2 separate regions of the Mus musculus genome follow, and region 1 is linked to region 2. Evidence: chromatin loops called from intact Hi-C (ENCODE). Cell type or tissue: left cerebral cortex. All regions are shown on one strand. Each heading gives the region's core, and the rest is flanking DNA. Links, peaks and the distances in the headings are about the cores only.

What was found. Hi-C counts contacts between places; a loop is a spot of excess contacts. Peaks named below come from ENCODE experiments on the same cell type or tissue, not always from the same donor. Only the 100,000 strongest peaks of a DNase experiment are listed, where the experiment ranks them.
Region 1: a loop joins it to region 2, with 3 times the contacts of the local background. A loop is called at or near these places in 3 of 42 quality-filtered maps.

Annotation. Positions count from the first base shown.
Region 1 is chr1:189,815,777-189,818,688 of GRCm38, forward strand. All of the region lies in intron 3 of Ptpn14 (protein tyrosine phosphatase, non-receptor type 14), which reads left to right. Among named protein-coding and RNA genes, the nearest start is that of Gm26574, 21 kb to the right of the region's middle. In left cerebral cortex, for the core only: no CTCF peak of the experiment used is centred there; DNase peaks (open chromatin) are centred at 1,599 and 2,261; H3K27ac peaks cover 479 bases.
Region 2 is chr1:189,959,114-189,962,025 of GRCm38, forward strand. No RefSeq gene overlaps it. Among named protein-coding and RNA genes, the nearest start is that of Smyd2, 38 kb to the left of the region's middle. In left cerebral cortex, for the core only: no CTCF peak of the experiment used is centred there; a DNase peak (open chromatin) is centred at 1,493.

The DNA.
Region 1 (2,912 bases), core at 284-2,783, 140 kb before region 2:
TCTTTGGAATGCATGGGTGAGCTTCCCTCCCCTGCTGCTACCCAGCCCTGACAGTCTTAGGGCTCAGTTTGCTTCCTCATACCCCAGGGTCCTAGGACAGCTCGAACCTTTCTCATTGGAACAGGACAACATCAAGCAGAGAGCAATGTTCTGTGATGCTTTGGTACATTTTCCACCATCCTGGGAGAAGGTTCTAGTAAATTCCGGAAAGGGGCTTTCTGATACTGCTAGTTGCAAAGAAAGGTTTCTGTCCAGGAGGTGTCGTTTTAAACCTTACCCTGCTCTTAGTCATTAAGACAGCTGATGTCCTTTTCGCACTCTGATCCTCCATGCTTACGGGAAGGCCTCAAAGACCGAATGGAAAGATGTACTACAAATTGTGACATTTATATTGGCTCTTCAGATGAGGGGCATTGTTGGCTGAGCTGGATTTGAGCTACGGAGGAAGGATGAACGGAAAGGAACACATAGCGACACTGAGAATGTAGACCAGCGGTCACAGCTCAGAGTATTGCTACCCATCTGGCTTCAGGCAGCAAAAAACAGACCTGGAGAGTTCCTAGCCATGGAAGAAGCACACCCTGAGTGCATCCCCAGGCTAGCCTCACTGATTGTGCATCCTAAGTACATTCCCAGGCTAGCCTCACTGACGTTGAGGCACACAACTTCTCCTCGTGGAGAAGGGCCAGCTTCTGCAAGCCTTTCTCAGAAGCATGGGCCACACACAGCTCTGTTAGTGATATTTTCAGTTTCATTTTTACTTGGGGATTTCATGGAAAAGGAGGGCTCTTCCTTTTTATGTCCGTGGTTGGCCCTGCTTGGAGGTGATGCTATCTGGCTTTTCCATTAAGAAGCAATGTCACCTTGGACAAGTCAGTCTCTCAGAACAGTTTCCTGCTGTCCACATGGAGGTGTTAGGCATGGATGTTAAACTCTCAACTGACTTTCTTGTTTAGAATTAACTATCCAGCATCGGTTCAAGGCCCCCAAATCCGTAATGCGCTCATGATCAGAGGACTGTGCCCCGCACTGATCAGTGGACTGTACCCAATACTGACTTGCAGAGTCAACTTTGAGATATAGGAGCAACACAAGTCCCTTCTTGCACACTGAAGATTTCAGGACAGAGGGAAATAGGAACCACATGGGCTCTGAAGATGTTTGCTAGAGAGTTGCGGCCATTTGTAGTCACACTCCGTGAGCCCAACACTGTTACCAGAAAATGAGGTCATCTAGTGTTGGGGGTGGGTCCTCCAAACAAGCATCTATATACAGTACCTTAACTGTGCTCCACTCCCCTGCCTCCATCCTGTGGGCATGCTGGTGTACTTGCAAGGCAGTCAGGACAAATCCAGGTCTGAAAGCTTAGCCATCGTGATGGGCTCTTCCCAACTTGGGGATCCTCTGCTGCCCTAGACTTGGAATGAAGGATTCAGTTGGGGGAGGGGTGGGAAACATACTCTCAAAGCTACGTGTCCTCAGCCTTTGAGTTCCTGGCGCCTTTCTCGTGGTTCTGCGGTGAGGCAGGCCCTGCTTTGTAGGCTACCACAGGCGTTCCTCAACCAGAAGGGACAACCCTGCAAGTACAACACACAGACCGGATGTTCAGGTTCCTCACATGTGAATTAAAATGGAACTGAGGGGACCTAGCCAAACATCTTGAATGTAATACTATGCTGTGTAGTTTCTTAGGGACGTCTCCATACCTCTGTCAGAATACTGAGCGCTTCCTTGGCTTGGCCAAGTTTAGCGTTTAAAAATAAACACAAACTTCAGTTCAAAATCCTGGAGGAAGAAGGAAGTTGGAAAAGTTGTTCATGCCGTAGAATATGGACATTCAGGATGGAGGACCTCCCCTCACCCCACCCCCAGCCTACCTCAGAGCATCTGTCAGCTCCCAGTTACCATGTTTAGCCAAAGCAATTGTTGGGACCCTTGTCTGCATCACACAGGGAAACTACCATTTCCTCGATGAATGAATTTTTGCTTTAGGCTAAAATCAAGATGAAAAACGAGATGAGAAAATTTACTTTGATTTAACGTGTAGAATTATCACCCGATTCTTACAGGGAGAGCTGGCCTGTAACCTAAGACTAGCCCCTGGGTCTCCACAGCCAGATGGGATGCCTCGAGGACGTTTGAGTATGAAGAATGTTTTAGCATTTTCTGTGCAAGCTTAGATTCAAAGCGGACCTCTTTGGAAACTTGGCTGTGCTTCATTTCCTGGCATGACGATTGGCTGGCTGGATTTTTCCTTTCCACCCACAGTGCTGACAGGGTGGAGTGTACTTCCATGAAATTGTATGTTTCTAAAATAGGACCCACAGTTTTACTTTACTGCAGTTAGAAGAGTTGTATCTCTAACCAAAACAGAGAGGAGCCCAACAATTCTAAAAACAGAACGCCAGCTCTGCTCTCGGATCCTGCAGGGCGCCATTTTTATATTTTACAAAGGGGCTTTCAGTGGGAAAATAAAGCTAGCACATAATTTCTAAAGTAGTTCAAATTTTGTTCTTTTTTTTCCTGCAGTCTTACTAGTAACTGTCGCCAAAGTCTCGTGTGGTGACTACACATATCAGTGCCCAGAGGTCTTTGTATTCTGGATGGCTTCCAGGTAGAACATACTACATCCCCGACACTGTATCCAAGCACAGGCATATGCCAGCCTACACAGGCATGAGGAGCGTCCAGTGTCCTCACTGTAGAGTTGGAGTCATTGTTTCCTGTCACAGGATGGTCTGAATTGGAGCTGACATGTATGTGGGCTGGGATGTGGCCCAGTAGGTAGAGAGTTTCCCTAACATGAAGCGGCCCTGGGATCGGTCCTCAGCAGTACGTATCAGGCACAGTGGCTCACGCCTCTAGAAGGCAAAGACAGGACGAACAGGGCTTCGAGGTCATCCTTGCTCACA
Region 2 (2,912 bases), core at 304-2,803:
TCAAAATGGCCCAGATGTAGGTACAGTAGTGATGTACCCCTCCCCCGATAAGAATGAGTCACCAGGAAGCTAGCAACTTGCTCGGGGGCTCATGTCTGAAAAGTCCAGTGATTTGGAAATATAAATGAGGGCTGTCACTCTGAGGTGGGAAGGTTTTACCTGAGTAGTCTCTGCCGCCATTTGTCTCCAGGGATATTTTTCTCTACGGTTTCTCCCAAGGGGTCCAGGCTGAATCTTTGCTGGAAGAAAGGTCCATTGCTGGGGCCACCTGAGAAAACAGGTCCCATAACGGAACAGATAAGCAAAGCTGTTGACCCGAAGATCCACCACCACTGTTAATGGTGAAGATTTCAACTCAGTTCTTTCCTTCAGGGAGAGTTCATTGAGAAGAAGACAGGCAGTGAGAGCAGAGAGTTATTCAGCAAATTAAAGCAAAGGACCAATATATTCTAGAGGGAGGTTGGGGCAGGGTAGCCCAAAGTCAGAGCTAGCCCCCTACTGGGTACTGCATTGTGCTTTTAAAATTCATTTGTATAGATATTTATTAAGTTGTTAGAATTCATATGGAGATAAGGTAACTTCTTTTTCTTGCCAAATCCTGGTAGACCAGGTCTCCCTTTCAGGGTATTTCTTCCCAGAGCCTACTGGAAGGCCTATAAGAGTGGTCAGAGCCACAGTGTGAGTGATCCTACGTTGTCCGTGTTGTTGGGTTGCCAGTCACCATGTGTACTCTCGTGCTTTTCCTTTGGGAGCCCTTTCTGCATTTAAGCCAGTTTCCTCCTGAATCTGTGTGTTTGCTAAAAGAGGGACATGTCACATACCCAGTCAGCTGTGTGTTTTAAAGGACTTACATCATTGAATCTGTATTCAGGAACTATCATTTGAACTTTGAACACCGTCTTTGTTTATTTAACGTGATTAACTCCTTGCCTCCGTTTGTCTGTGCACTGCATGCCTTCTTGGGGTGTCATCTGTAAGAGCAGCAAATGCTCTTAACCACTGAGACATTTCCCCGTCAACCCCTCCCCCAGTTTTTGACAGAAGTCCTCACTAACTATCAAACATATTACAGACTGGCCTCTAACGTATTACATATGTTTGACTGTCTTTAAATTCGATGTATAGACCAGACTGGCCTTGAATTCACAATGCTCCTGCCTTCTCTTCAGTGTTGAAATTACAGGCATGAGTCATCCTGCCCAACTATTTTTCTTTATTTATGATTTTTGCATCAACTACAGACCTTCACATTTCCTAGACTCTGAAGTTAAGAGAGTCTGTATTTTAAATTGTCTGAGTTCACACCTCCAGCTTAAAGCAAGAACGTAGGAGTAACTTGGTCTTGCAGATGGCTTTTCAAGGGAACAGGCTGCCTCTGCAACTCCTGTGGATTCCCCCCCAACCCCCCCGGAGCCATGCTTAGCACTGGGCAGGTGTTGGGCGAGCACCCTTGGCTGTGAACAAGTGCTAAGATGTCCCAGCTTTGTTTATCCTCACTGATGTGTTCTGGGAGCTCCGCTGCCAAAAAATCCAGTCATGTAAAGGTCCTATAATTAGACCTCCACATTACACCACCAGGCACTCTGTGTCCCCACTCTCAGTGTGTCCCCACAATGACGTGCTACCAGTTGCCAGTCTTGCTGGGGCCTAAACTCAGCCAATGATGATGTTAAGTTCACTCTATTTTTACTCCCAGCAGAGGAAAATCCAGTTTCCCTGGAGCCAATCACAGGGTTGTCATTCAGTCACTCGAGCCTGAGCTCTGTCCTCCTCCCCCTCATTTTGTAAGTAGTATGTTGGAAGTTAAATACTAGCATGAAGAAGTCTGTTTGTAAAGTCAAGCAAAAGCAATCTGCGTCGTCAGAATGGGGGGCGAAGTCGCCTCTCACTGCCGAGGACTCCTGATGTCAGGAATCACGGTCTAAAAAAATGTCCGTCTCCTGCTTCATCTTCACAGAATGACAAGGCTTTTATATTATATTATTTCACCATTTTAAAGATGAGAGAGTTAAGTTCATAGAGAGGTTGTAATTTTCTCAATGTCCTAGCAATGGTGCTGAATAAAACGTACAGAGACTATGCACTAGGGCTAGGCCATGCACAGTAGATCAAAACCAAAATGGAGTCACTTATGCTGAAGGAGGGAAGGAGGGAAGGAGGGAAAGAGGGAAGGAGGGAAAGAGGGAAGGAGGGAAGGAGGGAAGGAGGGAAGGAGGGAAGGAGGGAAGGAGGGAAGGAGGGAAGGAGGGAAGGAGGGAAGGAGGGAAAAAGGGAGGGAGGGAGGGAGAAGGAAAGGAGGGAGAGGGGGAGGGGGAGGGGGAGAGGGAAAGAGAATGAGCAGCGGGGCAATGGAGCAAATCCTCAGACTGGCCAGTCTCCCCTTAGTATCCTTAGGTGACTTTCAATGAACATCGAGGGTCCTCAGTCTGTGTGTGTGTGTCAGTCACCTTTCTTGCCACCTCAATGCTACACTGTGTGCACAGCTGACCTTGCTGTGTCTTTGGAGTCACGCCTATCTCACTGGTCATGGCTTCTGTTACACAGATGAAACCTGAATGGTCTTCTAGAAAATGGAGATTGTTCTGTCTGTGGTATTTCTCTGTATCACGCTGGAAACTACACACAGTTCATAATACTCAGAGCTTTCACCTTCACTTCCTGTTTCTCTTTTATAAGGATTATTTAATGTAATATCTGTGAGTGTGTGTGTGTGTGTGTGTGACTATGTGCGTTCATTCTCTCTCCCTTTCTCTCTCTCTTTGTCTCTGTCTTTGTTTCTCTCTCAGTCTCTGTGTATCTGTATTTCTTTCTCCCTTTCTCTCTCCCTTTCCTCCCCCCTCTCTCTTTCTCTCTCTCTCTGTGTCTCTATCTCTCTGTGTGTGCATATGTCTTTGTGCCAGTGCACAGGCAGA